Linked DNA regions of Homo sapiens: all the other regions are linked to region 4. The links are chromatin contacts, found by Hi-C or POLR2A ChIA-PET in ENCODE. All regions are on one chromosome and are shown on one strand. The core of a region is the stretch at or near the end of the contact, and the rest is flanking DNA. Distances in the headings are between cores, read along the strand shown.

What was found. A loop is a pair of places that touch in the nucleus more often than their neighbours do. ChIA-PET counts read pairs that join two places held with the same protein, here RNA polymerase II (POLR2A). Pooled maps may share reads with other maps.
Region 1: a loop to region 4 is called in a pooled map, with 3 times the contacts of the local background. The contact joins the promoter of HCG11 here to the enhancer-like site in region 4. A Hi-C loop is called at or near these places in 8 of 50 pooled maps. POLR2A ChIA-PET finds 5 or more read pairs at or near these places in 6 of 52 experiments (Caco-2, MCF 10A, OCI-LY7 and 3 more).
Region 2: a pooled map shows a loop between it and region 4 (4-fold over the local background). The contact joins the promoter of ZNF322 here to the enhancer-like site in region 4. A Hi-C loop is called at or near these places in 5 of 50 pooled maps. POLR2A ChIA-PET finds 5 or more read pairs at or near these places in 2 of 52 experiments (HepG2 and naive thymus-derived CD4-positive, alpha-beta T cell).
Region 3: a pooled map shows a loop between it and region 4 (2.7-fold over the local background). The contact joins the promoter of ZSCAN16 here to the enhancer-like site in region 4. A Hi-C loop is called at or near these places in 1 of 168 maps with a recorded cell type or tissue (CD8-positive, alpha-beta T cell), 1 of 37 single-sample maps with no recorded cell type and 17 of 50 pooled maps.
Region 5: a pooled map shows a loop between it and region 4 (4-fold over the local background). The contact joins two enhancer-like sites. A Hi-C loop is called at or near these places in 6 of 50 pooled maps. POLR2A ChIA-PET finds 5 or more read pairs at or near these places in 3 of 52 experiments (BJ, PC-9 and activated naive CD4-positive, alpha-beta T cell).
Region 6: a map of ascending aorta shows a loop between it and region 4 (9-fold over the local background). The contact joins the promoter of ZNF165 here to the enhancer-like site in region 4. A Hi-C loop is called at or near these places in 2 of 168 maps with a recorded cell type or tissue (HepG2 and ascending aorta), 1 of 37 single-sample maps with no recorded cell type and 12 of 50 pooled maps. POLR2A ChIA-PET finds 5 or more read pairs at or near these places in 1 of 52 experiments (activated B cell).

The regions. Positions count from the first base shown.
Region 1 is chr6:26,519,522-26,522,974 of GRCh38, forward strand. HCG11 (HLA complex group 11) reads left to right here and starts at 2,185. Exons shown (of 1, transcript NR_026790.1): 1 at 2,185-3,453. It overlaps TRL-CAG1-7 (tRNA-Leu (anticodon CAG) 1-7), which reads left to right and starts at 1,687; the gene lies at 1,687-1,769. It overlaps LOC107986583 (a long non-coding RNA gene), which reads right to left. Exons shown (of 4, transcript XR_001744057.3): 1 at 1,988-3,453. RefSeq lists silencers at 1,291-1,890, 2,121-2,640.
Region 2 is chr6:26,658,077-26,661,122 of GRCh38, forward strand. ZNF322 (zinc finger protein 322) reads right to left here and starts at 1,670. Exons shown (of 4, transcript NM_024639.5): 1 at 1,365-1,670; 2 at 482-570. RefSeq lists enhancers at 1,100-1,600, 1,321-1,370, 1,381-1,570, 1,601-2,101, 1,801-1,860 and 1 more.
Region 3 is chr6:28,122,698-28,126,210 of GRCh38, forward strand. ZSCAN16 (zinc finger and SCAN domain containing 16) reads left to right here and starts at 1,912. Exons shown (of 4, transcript NM_025231.3): 1 at 1,912-1,980; 2 at 2,716-3,133. The coding sequence starts at 2,747. ZSCAN16-AS1 (ZSCAN16 antisense RNA 1) reads right to left here. Exons shown (of 2, transcript NR_103456.1): 2 at 1-514. RefSeq lists an enhancer at 1,556-2,057.
Region 4 is chr6:27,187,580-27,190,703 of GRCh38, forward strand. No RefSeq gene overlaps it. Among named protein-coding and RNA genes, the nearest start is that of TRI-AAT5-2, 12 kb to the left of the region's middle. RefSeq lists a cis regulatory region at 763-1,649 and an enhancer at 858-1,423. Within about 2 kb of position 1,397, at least 34 of the 41 ENCODE cell types and tissues checked have a DNase peak (open chromatin) inside an H3K27ac peak, as active enhancers do; they include CD8-positive, alpha-beta T cell, PC-9 and ascending aorta, where a contact is called at or near this core.
Region 5 is chr6:27,736,887-27,740,028 of GRCh38, forward strand. It overlaps the pseudogene GPR89P. Among named protein-coding and RNA genes, the nearest start is that of TRT-AGT4-1, 12 kb to the left of the region's middle. RefSeq lists enhancers at 688-1,887, 1,351-1,470, 1,481-1,820. Within about 2 kb of position 1,590, at least 8 of the 41 ENCODE cell types and tissues checked have a DNase peak (open chromatin) inside an H3K27ac peak, as active enhancers do; they include PC-9, where a contact is called at or near this core.
Region 6 is chr6:28,079,024-28,082,118 of GRCh38, forward strand. ZNF165 (zinc finger protein 165) reads left to right here and starts at 1,545. Exons shown (of 4, transcript NM_001376491.1): 1 at 1,545-1,947. RefSeq lists enhancers at 1,001-1,070, 1,871-1,990.

The sequences.
Region 1 (3,453 bases), core at 935-3,434, 670 kb before region 4:
ATGGTGGAGCTTATTCTGTCTGTTTGTTTACTGTTGGATCACCAGCACCTAGAATGCTGCCTGGCACATAGTAGGTACCCAATAAATATTTCCTATATGTTGGATGAATTGCCTCTCTCCTCATCTCCAAAGTTGGTATCCACCACTACCCTGTGAAAAGAGCAGAGGTGACTGAATTTTAGAGGCCTTGCAGAGGACTTATTAAACACTTACTGTGGGACTCTATCCTCATAACTTTTTAATTTACTTATTTGTATTTTTAAAATCAACAAATAAAGATATATATATTTATGATGTACAAAATGATGTTTTGTTCTATGTGTACATTGTGGGAAGGCTAAATCAAGCTAATTAACATATCCATTACATCACATACTTATCTTTTTCTTTTTGTGGCAAGAACATTTAAAATCCACTCTCTTAGCAATTTTCAAGTATTCAATAACGTTGTTATTAACTATAGTCACCATGTTGGACATAGCAAAACTTCTGAATCGGTAGGCCTGAGAAGAACAGAATTTGCCTCTAATTGATTCCCTGGAGATGGGGATTTAATGCTTAATTTAAGGGATTAAACATTGTATTCTATCAATTGAACTCACGATGAAAGTATTATAGGTGTCTAAGAAAGCTGTTTCTAATGTCCACAGAAGCAAAATGACTTATCTAAGATTCTCCAGGTAGTGACCAGTTCTAGTTCTGTCTGAAATTCGTACTCAGGTCCCCTGACTTCCAGTCAGTGATATTCCGACCATGGCATCCTGACTGCTAACCCTTGCTAACAAAATTTGAAGTAGGTCACCTCTGACCTTTGTTTATGTTTAGAAAAGTTGTTGTGCTCAAGGCCTTCTATCAAGTACCCGCTGCGCCAGGTTTAGTAAAATACATAAGCTACTCCCCATTTTTGTTGTTGCTGTTTTTGCTTTTGCTTTTTAAAGTTTTTATTACAGTATAACATCCACACCGAAAAGTGCGCAAATCCTCCATAAACTCCGACAGAGAGGCAAGACAAGCCAGGCTTCCCACGCTCCTGTCCCCTCCACCGGCCCTGCCAAGGGTAACCACGTGCTGGGAGATTTGCAGCACAACGCAAAGGAGAAGGATTAGCGAGCACCTTGTTCCAGCAAAAACTGGAGCAAGCCTAAAACTTCCTGGGAATTAAGTGTAAATTTAAGCCAGGTATTCTAGTAATGTTGAGTTCAACAGGATTGCCATTATTTTAACTAGAATTCAGTTGAGAGCAGAGCGCCATCGCCGTCTTCCGCCTTAGTCACTCGGCCCTGGGCTGGCTCACGCCCGCCCCGCCCCCTCCCCGCCCCTCCCACGCCCGCCCCGCCCCTCCCACGCCCCCGCCCCCGTCCCGCTCCCCCTACCCCGACCCGCCCTCCCTCGCCCGCCGCCCCACCCGCCGCAGCCCTCCCCGCGCAGCCTGGGAGTGACTCGGCGTTCACTCGGGAGACGCCGCTCTGTGGCCCGGACAACCGGTCCTATGCAGCGCCGTCCGAGGCAGTTCGCGGAGAGGCGGCTTACCTTTTAACCCAGGAATGCCCATATCTTGAGAAAAAGAACAACAAGGGGGTGGGCGGGGGTGGGGACATGGGGTAGGGGGGCGGCTGGTGGATGGGGAACTAATAGCGTTTAGACAAGAGACAGAAGTGAGTCCTGAGCACAATGTAGCATAAGCGCGTCAGGATGGCCGAGCGGTCTAAGGCGCTGCGTTCAGGTCGCAGTCTCCCCTGGAGGCGTGGGTTCGAATCCCACTCCTGACAGTTCGTACTTTTAGTATTTAGACACAAATCGAGTTTAAGTTTACGCTACGTTTTCCTACCTGCTCTTTGTGACATGGTCTTCTCTCTTTTTAAAAAATAAATTTTCCGAGTTCCGGAATAAAAGCACTCTTTGTTTTTATTAGCCACTCCAAGGACAGCAAAAAGTACTCTGTACTCCGAAAATAATTTCAGAACCTACCGGTGTTTTGAAATCTCACCTCCTTTTTCCGTTTCTCCTCTGTCTCTAGTTGTCTTTCCCTCTCCCTCCTTCACAGGCAGAGTTGAATAAATGTTACTCTTCAGTTCATGGCTCATTACATTACTGCAGGGCTCCTCTTTATTTAGTTATAGTTATCTTTTTAATTCCATTTCTTCAGTCTCATTCCCCACCTCATCCTTACTCCCCGTAAGAAATCACTGCAAGAGTTCCGGTCTGGCAGAGAGCGCGGAGAGACGCAGAGCGCGGGCCGCTCCTCCAGGGCGCTCCAGGCCCTCCGGCCCCGGGTCGGCGGGTGAGCTAGGGGGCGCCCCGGGACAGGCCGCGCCCTCTGCCCTGCAGATACCGGAGGCCTCTGCTGTGGCTGCCCACTGGCTGGGCCCAGGCCTTGAAGCGGTGGCGAACGTCTCTTCCCTACCCTACCTCGGTGACTGATGGCGGCGGCGGCCTCTCCCAGTCCGGACCCTGCCGGCCGTCGGGTCTCCCGGCCCAAGCCTGCCGGGCCTGGACGAAACCCCCGCCGAGCAGCCTGGACGCAGCGCCTTTGGGTGGCGGCGGGAGTAGCGTGCCGGGAAGCATGGCGGCCGCTCGAACGCCGCGCGGCGGAGGGCGTTAGGGCATGGAGGGCCCGGGAAGGCGGCCTAGGGACGCAGGCAGGCTCGGCCGCCTCTTCAGGCCACGGAGCCGCCAGATCTGGGTCCCGGGTGACCACTCTGTCGCCATTGGGCGAGACCTACCTAGTCCTAACGACAACGGACAAAGGCCTTAACGGGCCTGGGAGGTGAGCGAAGTCCCGAACGACGACGGGTGGAACGGTTAGCGGCGATCGGGCGGTTGGTCTCCGTACTACCAGACCTTGCTGTCGGAAGAGACAAATGGTAGAATGACAGGCCACGTTTGGCCCGTTGGAAATGCCCTCCATCCTCTGGGAAGATTCACAGGCCGTTTACGGAAGGCCTGTGTATATAATATGAAAAAGCTGCTCTCAACTCCACCCCAACCTTTTAATAGAAAACATTTGTCACATCTAGCCCTTCTAGATGGAAAGAGGTTGCCGACGTATGATAGAGTTAGAAAGTCACACATCTTGTAAATTCTCATTTGTTTAAAAGAAATCATAGAAAATACATGTCTTCCGGAGTTGACTTTTGGAAACTGAGTTGTTAGACGGCCTCTAGAAGCGATACGTTCACGTTTGTTCAGTGGGTTAGATGACATGGAGCTCGAAGACCTGAGAAGGAAAAAAAGAAGGTTCTATGCTAGACTGGTCATATTTAGAAGACATTTTCATATTCTATCCATTGTTTTGTGTGCATTCGCTTCCTCACTACTATGTATGTAGTTGACAATGCTAAGCTTTTTTGAAATGTCTATTCTTTTTAGATATTCTGAAGTGTCTGATATATGTTAAAATTAGAGGTAGTAAAACCACATTTTGTAAATATCTTTTTGTTACAATTCATAGAA
Region 2 (3,046 bases), core at 420-2,919, 530 kb before region 4:
TTCTCATTTATTTTTCATTGATTACATGGATTATCTCATTTAGTCCTCCCAAGGACCCTATGAAATAGGTATTAATACCAGTGTTTGGATCTTATAGATGGAAAACCTGATGCTTAGGGCAGTTAGATAATCACCCAACAACTTACAAATAGTAAGCAGCAGAGCCAGGATTTCAATACCTATCTTCTGACTCCAGAGCCTGCCTAAGCATTAGGCATACTACCCTCTTTGTGCTACAAATCAATCAAAAAGCAATTACTGCAAGCCTAATGTGAATATGCATGCATGTTGAAAAGGAGTAGAAAATAGCCTTAAGTTGGTAGGATAGGGCTCAGTTTTATCACTCTGCTATCTTAGGAGCTAAGAAAGGGGCATTCTCTTTTTCCATATATCTTCTCCCATACTTTCCTGTCTTTCACCCTGCCCCACCCCACACCCCCATCCACATTTATACAGAAACAGAGCCTGGTATACCACTTACCGTAACAAGAAAGACTCAAGACCATCTTCCTTTTGGTTTCAAAAGGTCTCTAGTTCAGAACTATTCACAACACTCAATTCTTGCCTCTCCTAGAGGAAAAATCAATAATGTAGACGATGACCTTGTGAAATTTATAATTCATAATTTTTCTAGAGCTGGCCTAGAAAACTGGTCCCATTTCCTCTCCATTCTAGTGAGCATCCTTCAACCATAGCTTACCTCTTCCCATCTTTGCTTACACTGTTTCTCCTGCAGGAAGTACCTGCCACTGGTAGCCATCAGTTCCGACCAGCTCTAGACAAAATGTCAAGAATCTTTCTATTACTAACTGTAACTTCATAACAAAGCCCTAAGCCTCGTTTTTCGTTTGTTTTTTCTCCTTCTGCTAATTGTTTTTGTTTGTATTATCTCAACTCCTAAGATCAAAGACCCATTCGTCTACCACTACAAACCCCAAAGTGCATGTGATAAGTGTATATAATATAAAGTTATCTGTAATTCCATTTTCCAAAAAGAAATGGTTATAGGAAGATTAAACAAACCAGATTTTTCTGCAGATAGATTCAACTGCAACATAACTAATTTCTGCACTGAAGATGAAGCGAAAAATCCATTCAAGGTCCTTTTTTTCCTCGATATATATGAAAGATTATATTGCTTTGAAAAGTGCCTTGCAGTGTTTACTATCTCTAGGAACTACCGTACTAAGGTTCTCTTCTTTCAACTTTTCATTGACCATCTTTCAGTCCTCCGTCCGCCGTCAGCGGAGACCAGACCATGCTCAGTGTCCAGGAACAGGGGCTGCTCCCACTCGACTGTGGCCGTGGGTCTTGGGTCCCACCGCGCACCCATCCCACCCCTGGGCCCCGCAGGCCGCGCTTACCCTGGCAGCCGCCGGCGCCGCCCCTAGGCCTGGGGACAGCACTTCCGGTTACTCTCCGGACACTCGAATCTGGGCTTCCTGGCGGCCGCAGACTCTGCGATAGTAGATCTAAGGGCCAGGCTTCGGGAAGGAAAGAAAAGCGAACCCGGCACGGACAAGACCTAGGAGCAACTCCCTTCGTGCGCCTAGACTAGAGGAGTTGGGGCCAGGCCGCCCACAGAGCGCTTTAACAGAGCGCTTCAAGGGCCCACAAGGCCGGCTACGCAAACCCTTTCAAGCTGGCTGGGAAGAGGCCGGCGCAGCCCCACCCCCGCAAGTCACATGATCACCCCTCTCCGGCCACTAGGGCGTTCCAACCCCGGCCCCTGGGCCAATAGGAGCCGAGTCTTCGGAAAGGGGCGGGGCCCGGGGCGCCTGCGCTCTGGGAGCCCTCGGCGTTTTGGTGGGAGGGGGTCTTGCTGGCGCAGTGGAAGGCCGGCTGCGGGGGGAGGCGATCGCTGCCACCCTGTCTAAGAAGAAACGGCACCAACAGCGTTGCAGTTTATGTTACAGTTTCCCCAAGGCTGTTAACCGAGGACTCAAACCAGGAGTAGAGTCACAAAGATTAGATGCCACTGACCCTGAGAGAAACACCAGGAAAGATCTGGGAGAGATAGAGGATTCTGAAGCACAGTGGCAGCGCTGTCATCCACGAAGATGTGGCCAGCGAGATGGAAGAAATGCTTTTAAAAGTGGTGGACTTGTGTGGGTGGAGAAAACAGCAGCGAGAGAAAGTACTGTGGGAGGTTCCCCAGTCCTTGCTGATTATGTTTCTGATTTGGAATCAGCTAAGAGTAAATCACCTAGTGGTGGGGCTGGAACAGAACTCAGTTCTTTAGGTTGAACACTGGGTATTCTCCCAGCTCAATTGTTAAATTAAAAAAAACAAACCAACAAAAAACAGTTTTTAAATGTCCTCAGCTATCAAAGGGAAAAGATGAGTAGTAGGAATATGGAAAACTAAACCCTGGGCAGCCTGGCCAAGGACTTGGATTGTGAGCCAGTTGCTGAGGTTTAGTAATTGGGGAGCGCAGTCTCTGAGACACGTATTCAGTATTAACTAATCATGTTCCTACTAGTGGAATTCTTCCGCAGAGGGTCTACAGCTTATTCTACTTTCATGTTTATTTTTAATGAAACTTTCAAGGTCAAAATATTCCACTCAGGGTTGTCTTAATATTTTGAATAATAACATTTTGAGTGTGTAGCATGTATCAAACACTGTTCTAATAACTTTACACTATTGTCTCATTCAGTTGTAACAAAAATCGTGTGAGATATGTATTCTTTTAGGAGGAAACTGGTGCACAGAGAGATTAAGTAGCTTGCCCAGGATCACATATTACTGATGAAGCTGTAATGTGAACAGTCTGATGCCAGATTCTGTGCTTGCAGTCACTATACTTATGGCTACCTCAATAGTGGTGAGTGTATTGTGTAAAATTATTGGAATAAAAATTAAGCAAGTTGGATTCTGATCTCTGCACTGCATATAACAAGGTCTGAATATGTGTAGAATTGAACTGTTCAACCTTTTCTTTCAGGATACATTGGCCCAAAGTACTCTTTATTAATTGTTTTATTCAGTTAAACATTTATTGAGCACCTCCAATTAACAGGACACCATAGGCCGGGCACGGTGG
Region 3 (3,513 bases), core at 662-3,161, 940 kb after region 4:
TATTTTTATTTTTTGGTAAGATAAAAGGTCTTTGTATATCAGGAAAATCAGCTGTGTCTTTTAGATGTGTGGCATATTTTACTTTTAGTTTATATTTTATTTTTACTTTTTTCATTCAAATATTTCAATTTTACAAGGCCAGTTTCATTTATCTTTTCCTCCATGGCCTTTTCAGTTTTATGTCTTTAGGGGTTTGTGTTATTCTTAAAAAGGCCCTTCCCACTCCAACTTTCCAACCTGTCTCCCTGCTTCTGCCCTTGCCCAACCCCTTCACATTCAAGTCTACTGTTAACATAGCAGCCAAAATAATAATCTCAATACCCAAGTTTAATCATGTTACTTCTCTACTCAGAAATCTCAAATGAGCCATGCTGGGTAGCTCACACCTGTAGCTCCAGCTACTCAGGAGGCTGAGGCGAGAAGATCACTTGAGCCCAGGAGTTTCAGGCTGCAGTAAGCTATGATCGCACCACTCACTGCACTCCAGTCTGGGTGACAGAGTGAGACCCATCTCCTAAAACAAAGGAAAAGGAAAGAAAAGAGAAAAGAAAATAAACTGAGTAGCTTATCATTTTATCATTTTAGAGTAAAAATACCCTTGCACTCACCCAAGGCTCTCACTATCTCTCCACCCAACGCTCTTTTGCTCACTCAGCTCCAGAAAAACAAGCACCCTTCCTTTGCCCAAAATACTTAAAACACACTCCACTCCAGGCTTTTGCATTTGTTATCCCTCTCCCTGAAACATCTTTATCCCTGATGGCCCATTCCCTCAGCTCCCTCAATCTTTGCTCAAATGTCAATTTCCTAGTCAGGTCCTCCATGAATATCCTATTTAAATTGCATCACTTCATTCTCACCCCAAATTCCCTATTTCCTTTATTTTCTCCTTAGAACTGATATCCACTCTCTATACACTATGTATATTTTTTGGTTTATTGCCTGCCTCCCCAGCACACACACACACACACACACACATACACACACACACAAGATTATAAATTCCATGAAAGGAAGGGCATTGTTTTGCTCAAAATTAGTTCCAGCTTCCACAATAGTGCCTGGCATAGTAGATAAATCAATATTTGTGTAAGAAAGGAGAAGAGGGAGTAAAAAACTAAGAGCATTTTTCACCCATCAATTTGGCAAAGATCAAAATATTTTATAACACTGTGTTGACAAGTATAGGTAAATAAGAATACTGCTAGTAGATCCTATGATTGGTGATTTGGCATTAACAAAAGTACAAATTTCCCTATTCTATGCTGTAGTAATTCCCTTTCTAGACATACAGACTATGGATATATCCTTACACATGAAAAATGATGTGAGTTCACAGTAAGTTATTGCAGCAATGTTTGAAAAAGAAGAATTGGAAACAACCTCATGACCACCAATGGGGTACTTATTAACAAATTATAGAACATAATACACAGTTGAATACCGTGCAGTTGTTTAAAAAAGAGCAAGATCAAGGAAACACTTATGTACAGCCTTTACCAAGACCACCTGGTAAAAAGAAAAATAAGAAAGGTACAGAAGTGCTACTATTTGTGCAGAGGGGAAAAAGCGCGGACAATCTATAACGGTGTAATATATCTACGGAAGGATATACAAGTCACGAAAAATATTGTCAAACTAGACGCTGGGGGACATTTACTCTTTTTAATAAATGTATGTGAATGCATTACTTATCCATATTACTCAATAATTAAACCGAAAAACGTTTTAAAGAAGTACAAATAAGACTTGCTCGCAGATCCCGCAATCCCATCAATACGAGGCGTAAAAGCCGGGTCCTCCACTGGCTAGGGCCGAGGAGGCAAGCACTCAAGCTGCCACAGAGGCGAAGCTTCCTAGAGCGGCCCGGAAGTGCCCGGCTGAAGCGGCCGGGCGCCGATTGGTGTCTTTGAGTCTAGTCTTTGTTCGGGGCTGTCCAAAGGACGCTAGCTGTTGCACCTGTTCCTCCCTGCGCGTAAGGTGAGTGTCTCCCGGCTCCCAGGTGGAGAAAAGGGGACAAGACGCAGCTGTGGTCAGCAGCAACACCCTCCCCACACCTCCCTGTCGCGGGCAGAGTGTAACACTCCTGTCCCTCCCTCCGCCCCCCAACAGATCTACAGGAGAGGATTTGGCCCAGCCTTCCGGGAGAGGATGGGTGGAAGGGGGACACTGGTTGCGGGTTCCTCTGCAGAGGCATCTGTCTGATCCCCTTCCAGGGTTGGCACACATATCCTATAACCAGTGAATCCTGGGGGCACAAGCTGGCCCGTGCATCTCATGGTAACAGAATGAAGAGCCTTTTAACAAAGCCGTTAATAATACTTGGCGTTTATTTAGTGCTTACTAGTGCCCGCTGCCATGCCAGGGACGTTGCATACGTTCTCATGTAATCTGTATATCAACCCTGTAACACACATGAGAATTGTACCTGAGGATCTGTAGTTCTAGTCCAGATAAATAACTTCCTCTAAGTTACACAATAGAGCACAGATTCAAATCATATCCCTGCGTCACTGTTTTTTGTTTTGTTTTGTTTTGTTTTGTTTCAGCTTCCTATAAGACTGTTTTCTCTGATTGACTTCTGGTGGCTTGGCTTCATTATGATGTGTTTATGTTCACAGAAATTTTTGTAATTTCTCTATGGTAACAACTTTTTATGCCTTAGGAGTGTCTCTGAGGCAGGATTCTAAGAGATTCTCTTTGACTCAATCCCAGATAGAGGATAAATCTCCTGGCAAAGCCCAGAATGACCACAGCCCTGGAACCTGAGGACCAAAAAGGACTTCTGATAATTAAGGCAGAGGACCATTACTGGGGACAGGATTCCAGCTCACAAAAGTGCAGTCCTCACAGGAGGGAACTCTATAGACAACACTTCAGGAAGCTCTGCTATCAGGATGCACCTGGACCCCGTGAAGCTCTTACCCAGCTGTGGGAGCTCTGCCGTCAGTGGCTGAGGCCAGAATGCCACACCAAGGAGCAGATTTTAGACCTGCTGGTGCTAGAACAGTTCCTGAGCATTCTTCCTAAAGACCTGCAAGCATGGGTGCGTGCACACCATCCAGAGACTGGAGAGGAGGCAGTGACGGTACTGGAGGATCTGGAGAGAGAGCTTGATGAACCTGGAAAGCAGGTGTGAAGGGGCAGTCATCTGGCTGTGAGTGATCAGGGGATATGGATGGAGCCAAAGCAAAAGGCATATGAAAGAACATCTGAAAATATTTATCCTCTAAAGAACAAGGCATAGGAAGGGACCTGACTACCTATGTCAAATAATTAAAGTGTGGCTGGGTAAAGAGAGGAGAGTCACTAGACTGATTCTATGCCTGTTTGGAAGGCTAGGATCAGTGGGAAGTTACCAAAAGGCAATCAGGTATCAGAGGAAAAGAAATAATTTTCTGCCATTCATAGATACCCATAAATAAAATAGGCTACCCCATAAGAAACTCCCTTTCCATATAGGTATTCAAGCGGAGATTCAAGTAGATGTCAAGGATATTGCAGAATAGGACT
Region 4 (3,124 bases), core at 147-2,646:
GGAAAGCCACAAGAGGCCTCTGAAGAGGAAAGCCTTCTTATCGCCATTATGTTCCCATGCTCTGAGTGCAACCTGCTCTCTTATCTATAAACACTGTGTTCAAGAAGAAAGACACTCCTTTGAAGCGTTGGAATGTAGACAGACGTGCAGGCTCCTAGTTAAGCCCGCTCCCACTAGCTACTCTCCAATAAGTTAAAGATACGCTGTTTGGGCACAAAGGAGATTCATTTAAACCGCTATTGCTATAGATTACGCCTGTAACACGCTGCCTCCCTTTCACCATTTCGCCCTAAATGTCTGCTTTTTGGATCTAAGTGATTGTACTCAATAAATAGTGTGGAGACCAGAGCTGGGCGCCTTTTGCAGCCTCCATTTTGCAATTGGCCCCCTGGCCCCCACTCTTTATACACTCTTAACCTGTCTCTTCTCATTCCTTTGTCGCCACCGGACTTTAGGTACCCTAAGGGTGGTATTGAGGCTGGTCCCCAACATTCTGGTGCCCAACGTGGGGCTCGAAAGAATCTGATGAAGGAATGCTCGAGCGTGTGAAACGGAGGGCTGATGGACGAAGGACTCCCGAGGACGAAAAAGTTTTTAAGCTCTGCAGGTAAGCAGGGCACTTGGAGAAAGCCAGGGACACAATGGGGAAAACTGAAAGTAAGTACACCACGTATTTGAGCTTGCTAGGGCGGCTGTTGAAGCGTGATGGCGTAAAAGTTGGTACAAAAAATCGTATGAATTAATTTCATGCTGTAGAACAATTTTGCCCTTGGTTCCCTGAACAGGGAACTTTGAAATTAAGAGATTGGGAAAGAGTTGGAAAGGACCTTTAAAAAGCACGTAGAGAAGGAAAGGAAATTCGTTTGCCTGTTTGGTCAGTTTGGTCATTGGTGCGTGCCGCACTGGAGCCATTTCAGACAAATGATGAGGCTGAGTCAGAGGAGGAGAAGGAGGAGTTTGATAATCAGGACTCTGAAACGCCTCTACCGAGTACTAGCCAAAAGGAGAGTCCGGAAGTAATTTATGCCAATCCCCCCAGTCTTCCTAAACCTATTCAGAAACTCATTCAGCTCAGGGTTCCTCAAGAGGAATGTCCGGAATGGCCACCTCCTCCTCAGCCGAGTGAGTGCAGGCGGAGGGAGCCTGAGACTCCGCTGCCGAGACTCGGCTGGCCGCGCTCATTATTGCCCGACCCGCAGTTCATTATGGAGAGGGGGTAATTCAGGTTCGCCCTGCAGTTCATTACAGTGAAGGAGCAATTTCCCTTAAAATGGATGACCCAGCGCCCTGTCTGGGTCGAACAGTGGCCTAAGGAAAAATTGGGGGCGCTTTATGAAATAGTTAAAGAACTACTAGAAAAAGGATATATTTCACCCACTTTCTCTCCTTAGAATTCCCCAATAGTTGTAATTAAGAAAAAGTCCGGTAGATGGCACATGCTGACCGACTTGCGAGTGGCCAACGCTGTAATTCAACCGATGGGAGCCTTACAACCTGGGCTCCCATCCCCCACTATGCTCCTTAAAGACTGGCTGCTCATTATTATAGATTTAAAAGACTGCCTTGTTTTACAATTCTTTTAGCAGAGGCAGATTTCGAAAAATTTGCCTTTACTGTCCCTGCCATTAAAAACAAAGAACCTGCAGCCAGATATCATTAGAAGGTTTTACTCCGGGGTATGTTAAACAGTCCCACAATCTGTCAAACTTTTGTAGGCAGAACTATCCAGCCTGTTAGAGATCAATTTCCAGATGTGTGCAGCAAAAAATAGAGATCAACCTATTCAATGTTATTCATCTTTACAAAAGGCAATTACAAACGCTGAATTGCGTATAGCACCTGACAAAATTCAAACAACCACTCCTTTTCAGTATTTGGGGATGCAAGTACAGGATACAGCCATTAAGCCTCAAAAGGTTCAAATTTAAAAAGATTATTTAAAAACCTTAAATGATTTTCAAAAATTGTTAGGAGATATTAATTGGATTCGGCCCACCTTAGGAATTCCTACTTATGCTATGTCTAATCTCTTCTCAATATTGAGGGGAAATTCCAACTTACAAAGTAACAGAGAACTAACACCGAGGCCATAAAAGAGTTAAAAGTAATTGAAGACAAAAATTCAACAAGCCCAGGTCAGTAAGATTGACTCAGACTCGCCTTTACAATTCATTGTGTTCCCTACTTCACATTCCCCAATGGGGGTTACTGTTCAAAATAATGATTTAGTTAAATGGTCTTTTTTTGCCACATAATACCATAAAAACACTCACAGTATATTTAGATCAGATGGCAATTCTAATTGGACAGGCTCGTCACGAATTGTTAAACTTTGTGGCACTGAGCCCAATAAGATTATAATTCCAATAAATAAAAATCAGGTAAAACAGGCATTTATTAACTCAGTTACATGGCAAGTTAATTTAACAGAATTTGTTGAATGTATTGATAATCATTATCCTAAAAATAAAATTTTCCAGTTTTTAAAATTAACTACATGGGTTCTTCCAAAAATTCCTTGTGATGCTCCTTTGGAAGGAGCTGTGACTGTTTTTACTGGTGGGTCTAGTAAACATTAAAAAAAGCGACAGTCTGGTGGAGACCACATAATCCAATCACTCGATCTGAATTTACTAACATTCAAAAAGCTAAGGTTATTCTGTTTAATTATTAAAGAACTTTTACAGCCTTAAGTTCGCTCTGGAGCCCAGTCTGTGTGTTCTTTTTCTTCAACTTCAGCAATTGCTAAACCAAGATACACATCCTATTTTTATTACACACATTCGAGCTCACAGCTCTCTGCCTGGCCCATTGGCTTACGGCAATAATCAAGCAGACCTTCAGGTTATGACATCACTGCTTGACCAAGTCACCCAATCACATCAATTTTCCCACCAAAATTGAAAAACTTATCTAAATAATTTCAACTTACACAGAGGCTGGCTAAGCAAATTATCCTACAATGCCCAGATTACCAGCTCACAAGCACGTCCCCTCCTTCAACAGGTGTTAACCCTAGAGGATTAGAACCTAATCCATTGTGGCAAACAGATGTTAAACACATCCCTAAATTTTGGAAACTAAGATATGTACATATATCCATTGTTACCAACATTCATCTAAT
Region 5 (3,142 bases), core at 340-2,839, 550 kb after region 4:
CACAGCATTTTGTTTGTTTATAAAATGTTAGACCCTGGTCCCCTCCATTTTTTTCCCCTTTCATATCTAAATTTTGAGACCACTGGCCTCTAACAGTCTGTAGTAGCCCTAAGTTCAAGGTGTCATATGCTTCTCTGGTGCCTGTTAGTGAGCCAAATAGAGAAACACTATGCTAGAGAGACTGCTGACCAGGAAGATCACATCAAACCAATGGTAACAGAAATTGAACTGCAGTTCTCCAAGGACTTCGGTAATTATGGTGCATATTCTAGAGGCATACTCATTCAGATTAGAAGCGCAGAGGAGACAAAGTACATGCCCATTATCTGTGCTAATAGCAGGACATTGACACTGGAGGACTTACTGCTAGAGATGGCATAAAAGAACGTGGTATGAGCAATCCTCTGATGGATGTGGCGATGATTATTCCAACAAGAATGGAGGAAATGTGTTGGGACCAAAATTTCACATCACACTGGATTCCCAGATAATTCACAGTGATCTCAACGCCTCTTGTGACAGGATCCATTTTCCCAACTCGATCAAAAGCAATGTTGATGGTGCCATGAAAATTTTTCAAACACAGTAAATAGAGAAAAAGTAACCCAGAAAATTGAAATATTTCCTTTTGAAGGTTTTGGAGTATTCTGTTCTCTCCTTGGTAGCGTACAGATCAGCTGTTTTCAGAAAAAGCTGCCTGCTTAGTTCTTCCAAAGCATCCACTTCCTGTTGAGTAAGTGGTAATACTTTCTATCATTCCCCAGAATCCTGATGGTTTGTTATGCACCTCCCCTTTCTGGAACATCGTTCTCTGTGCCATTGCCATCCTTTTCTTTGTGGTTATGATCATATCCATGGTTTGGAGCAGTCGCTGTTCCAGGGCTAGAATATCTGTGTCAGTCACATTCCTGAGGAAATAAGACATCAAAGTGTATGTGCAGTAGACGGCACCAAATCCAGAAAGGAGGGCCATGAGAGTAACTCCAATCACACCAACCCAGCTGATGAGCTGTTCTATGGATAAGATCCCATGTTTTGGGCTGAGAATGGGAAAGGAATCTCCTAGTTTCCAGAAAAAACAGATAAAGGTCAACCACAAGAGACAGGAAAAAAGCAGTCGTTGTTTATGCACTAAGACAGAGGAGACAAAAGTAGTCGGATGTTGCTCACAATAAAATAGCCAGTTTAAAAACGCACCATGAAAACCAGAATCAGCAGAATTACACCTAGGTTCAATTTCCAGTAAAAATAACGACAGCTGCTACTCAATACTCCAAAGATTTCAAAGATGATGAGCTCAAACATAGTGCAAGAAAATGCAAACGTCACAGAGAAGATCACCTGTACAACATACTGACGCACCTCATAGTTCTTAAACAATTGGCACATGAAGAAAAGCCACCCAAATTAAAAAAAAATAGTATCTGGGAGGTAATCACGATGCTGGAATCAATCAGGAAGCCTATGGTGAAGTGTAGGGAGGGCTCCTGCCTCCATTTCCCACTTCCAAGGCCGCGGCACGCTGGGGCCACCGGCCTCTCACACAGGCGGCCTTCGCCCAGGTGCAGCCGTAGGGACTGCGGCTCGTCAGCCTGACGCCATCAAGCTGCGCCCCAGCCAGCCAGTCAATGGCTGTGTCCAGAGCTTCCCGCCTCGGGCTCAGCGTAGGTGGAGCGGACGCCTCCACTTTCATTTCTGATTTTAGTCTTCTGCGTCTCCTCTCTTGTTTATTTGTTTGTTTGTTTTTTGAGACAGAGTCTCACTCTATTGCCCAGACTTCGGTGGTGCCATTTCGGCTCACTGCAACCTCCGCCTCCTGGGTTCAGACGATTCTCCTGCCTCAGTCTCCTGAGTAGCTGGGATTACAGGCGCCGCCACAACGCTAGGCTAACTTTTGTATTTTTAGTAGAGACGGGGCTCTCGCCATGTTGGCCAGGCTGGTCTCGAACTCCTGACCTCAGGTGATCTGCCCACTTCGGCCTCCGAAAGTGCTACAGTTACAGGCATGAGCCACCGCGCCCGGCCCGCTCTTCTTTTTTCTTGGTTCATTTAGCTAAATGTTTGTCAATTTTGGTGAACTTTTCAAAGAACCAACTTTTGGTTTCATTGATTTTCTATATTGTTTCCAGCCTGTCCTTTCCGATGGCTTGCCTTTTCTGACAGCCTGCCCTATGGATTTAGCAATTACTAGCCAGGTTCACAGTTGCATAAGCCAATTCCTTAAAAAAAAATCAACCTCTCACATATAAATATTCATCTGGATGATTCTCCACAAACCGAATAAACCCCGCCTACCAGCATGCAGCTCAAGAGCACCCTAAGTTCCTTTCCAATCACTATGCGGAGGGAACCACTATTGCGACTCGCCCCACACCCACCGGCGAGAAGGCAGGGTCTTGCTTTGTAGTCCAGGCTGGAGGGCAGGGCGTAATCAGCTCACTTGAACTCCTGGGCTAAAGTGATCCTCCCTCCTCAGCATAAGCGACTAAAGGCTGGCTAATTTTTAAATTTTTTTTTGTAGAGACGGTGTCTTAATTATGTTGCCAGGGCTAGCTTCTAACTCCTGGCTCAAGTGATCCATCCGCTTCAACCAACTAAAGTGCTGGGATTGCAGGCGTGAGACACTGCGCACCGGATCACTGAAGCTGGACTGTATAGACATAGCTCCTTTTTTTTTTTTTTTTTTTTTTTTTTTTGAGACAGAGTTTCCCTCTTTGTTGCCCAGGTTGGAGTGCAGTGGCGCGATCACGGCTCACTGCTGCCTCCGCCTCCCGGGCTCAAGCGATTCTCCTGTCTCAGCCTCCGGAGTAGCTGGGATTACAGGCGCCTGCCACCACGCCCGGCTAATGTTTGTATTTGTAGCAGAGATGGGGTTTCACCATCTTGGCCAGGCTGGTCTTGAACTCCTGACTGCGTGATCCACCCGCCTCGGACTTCCAAAGTGCTGGGATTACAGGCGTGAGCCACCGCACCCGGCCTGAGACCTGGGAATTTTAGGAGAATCATTGGGTTGAACAAAAATTAGACACAGGCTGGGTGCGGTGGCTCATGCTGTAATCCCAGCACTTGGGAGGCTGAGGCAGGAGAATCGCTTGAACCCGGGAGGTGGAGGTTGCAGTGAGCCGAGATTGTGCCATTGCAC
Region 6 (3,095 bases), core at 295-2,794, 890 kb after region 4:
ATCACAGCTCACTATTGCAGCCACCACCTCCTGGGCTCAGGCGATCCTCCCACCTCAGCCTCCCGAGTAGCTGGGAGTACAAGTGCATTCCACAACCCCCGACTAATTTTTTTTTTTTTTAATTTTTGTAGAGACGAGGTCCCAACTATGTTGCCCAGGCTGGTCTCGAACTCCTGAGTTCAATTAATCCTCCTGCCTTTGCCTCCCAAAGCGGGGAATTAGAAAAGTGAGCCAACACGCCCGGCCCACTAGTGTTAAAAAATAAAAACAAAAGCAATAATCTGACAGATAGAGCCAGGGAGGGCTATGAAGAGACACTTCTCAGGCTTGTATGCCTCATAAGAAAACTATCACATATGACTGCAAAACCCATCTTACACCAAAAATACCTCTGCAAGGACATCCGCCCAGCAACTGTTTGTCTAACCTCAGACTGGTGTCATCCTCGTTACCGATCTTTGTAGTCAAGAATAATGATTTCAAAACAATTAAATAATCCTCCCCATTCTTCCTTTAAAAACCTTTGTCTTCCTTTACCTCCCTGAATAGAAACATAGTTTACTCTGGCACGTCTATTCTTATTGCAATTTCCTATTCCCGAATAAACTTTTTTTTTTTTTTTTGAGATGGATCCTTGCTCTGTCGCCCAGGCTGGAGTGCAGTGGCGTGATCTCAGCTCACTGCAACCTTCACCTCCTGGGTTCAAGCGATTCTTCTGTCTTAGCCTCCCAAGTAGCTGGGACTACAGGCGCCCACCACCACACCCAGCTAATTTTTATATTTTTAGTACAGACGGGGTTTCACCATGTTGGCCAGGCTGGCCTTGAACTCCTTGTTAAATACAGTGAGTTCTAAATTTCTCTTCAAAGAATCAGTATGTCAGTATGTTCAATTCTTTGTTCTCCATTTTAAACTTTAACTTCCTCATTTTCCTCGTCTCCTTGCCTCTAGTTTCAGTAAACAACCTTTTCCACCAGTTCTAATCAGTAGTTCACATCTGTTCCCCTGGTGACCTGCTCCGTCCTGAGTCACCCCTGGTCACCTGCTCTGACCTGAGTCACCTTTAGTCACCTGTTCCGTAACCGTCCTTCCCACTGAAACTGCTCACCCTACCACTCCGGCTCATACCCCTGCTCTCTTTAAAATAGCCAATCGGAATTAACTTAGACTGTGCGGTCCAACCCTAGCCAGTAGGGGAACGACACAGCACTAGGGACTACCTGCGTCAGGGATAAGAACCCCTTCCCCTCCCTTGTTCAGGTGTGCTCTCGCCATTGCTCCATCCGTGAGACGCACCCTTCTATAGAAGTAAATTGCTTTGCTGAGAAAATGTGTGCTCGAGTGTGTATCTTTTTCTTCTTCTTCTTTTTCTGAGACTGAGTCTCACTCTGTCACCCAAGCTGGAGTGCAGTGGCGCGGTCTCGGCTCACTGCAAGCTCCGCCTCCCGGGTTCAAGCGATTCTCCTGCCTCAGCCTCCCGAGCACCTGGAACTACAGGCGCGTGCCACCACGCCCGGCAATTTTTTTTTTTTTTTTTTTTTTTGTATTTTTAGTAGACACAGGGTGTCACCGCGTAAACCAGGATAGTCTCGATCTCCTGACCTCGTGATCCGCCCGTCTCGGCCTCCCAAAGTGCTGGGACTGCAGGCGTGAGCCACCGCGCCCGGCCAACGTCATTTTCTTTTCAGGAGTCCCTTCTGTTATTTAGCAAGACACACTACTACAATGGAGAAAAAAGATGCCCCCTCCTTCAAGCCCTGAGATCTTCAGGACTTTGGCGAAAAGTCTGCGCCCGAAGAGACCCAGGAAGGATTCTTGGAATTGTAGTCCAAAGGCATCCCGCCTTCTGCGCAGACTCACAAGTCCCTGTGGACGGAATTCTTGAAGTGTAGCGCCGCTCAGTCCTTCCACCGGAAGTGTCCGATCGGAATCAGCCCTGTCCGAGAGGTGAGTCCGGGTTTGGGGATCCAGATGTCCAGCCCCGTGTCCCCCTCCAAACATCCAGTCCCTCTCATATTGCCTTTGAAATTAGCAGCCTCTGGGTGACCAGACCTTGGCCCTCAGAGGAATCCCGGAGAAAGGTAGAACCAGCTTCGGCGTTGGGAACGCAGGCGCGCTTACGCATTTAGTGAGGGTTTGGCGGTCTCCATAGTTACCGCCGCCGCGCGTGACGTCATAGTGGAGCGCTGAGGGCTTGGTGGCGTGGGGTGGGGGCTGTCCTACTGATCCTGAATTTGGGGTCACTGGTAAGAGGAGTTGCCCATTCCAGCCAGGTGGAACGGGGAGGGGTGCCACATGTCTCAGATCTGCCATTGTCTGCGAAAAGAAACTGCTGCGAGGACCATCCCCAATCCCCTGCTTCCCTTGGGAAGAGTAACCGCCGTTTTGTAGGACACTTGGGGACAACCCCGCTTGTCCTGAAATTTATTGACACGGTAAATAGTATTTCCTGTGTGCCGAGGATGCAGTTAAACCAACACTGACCCCCTGCCCTTGAGAAACACAAGGTACTATGGGAGCCTTTACCAGCATGCCCCTTGAAGTCTCTGTTCTGCTTTGTGGTCTCTACCGGATTTCCCCTGACTGTCTCCCTCTCCACCAACAAAACTCTCACCCGTCTTCCCCTCCCGCAACATGCCCACCAAGACATGTTCATCCATCAGGAGCCCTGCTCTTTAACCTCCAACTTTCTCATCATAATTAATTACTCGTTCCTCTCTGTTCTCCTAGCGTTTCTTCACACATCTGCTTACCCATTTTTGTAAGTCCTCCTAACACAATATTATAAGGCACTAGATGCTCAATCAATATTTATTAGTTTAAAGCTACCAGCTTTAGGGGGACTCGGTTTTAAATAGATGAGAAGTGATAAAACACCTGGAGATAGTACTGTCAGCTGAGATAACATGTCATAGAACCAGCTGCTCAGCATAATTGAAATTTCATTCGGATTATATGGGCCTACTTTACACCCATCTTACTATGGTAAATGAGATCATGCTCATTAAGCATTAGGACACTACTTGGTTAGCGCATCTAGGAAACATAACCAGAAATATCAAAGAAATGGCCCAGTAAAATATAAGGGATTGAGA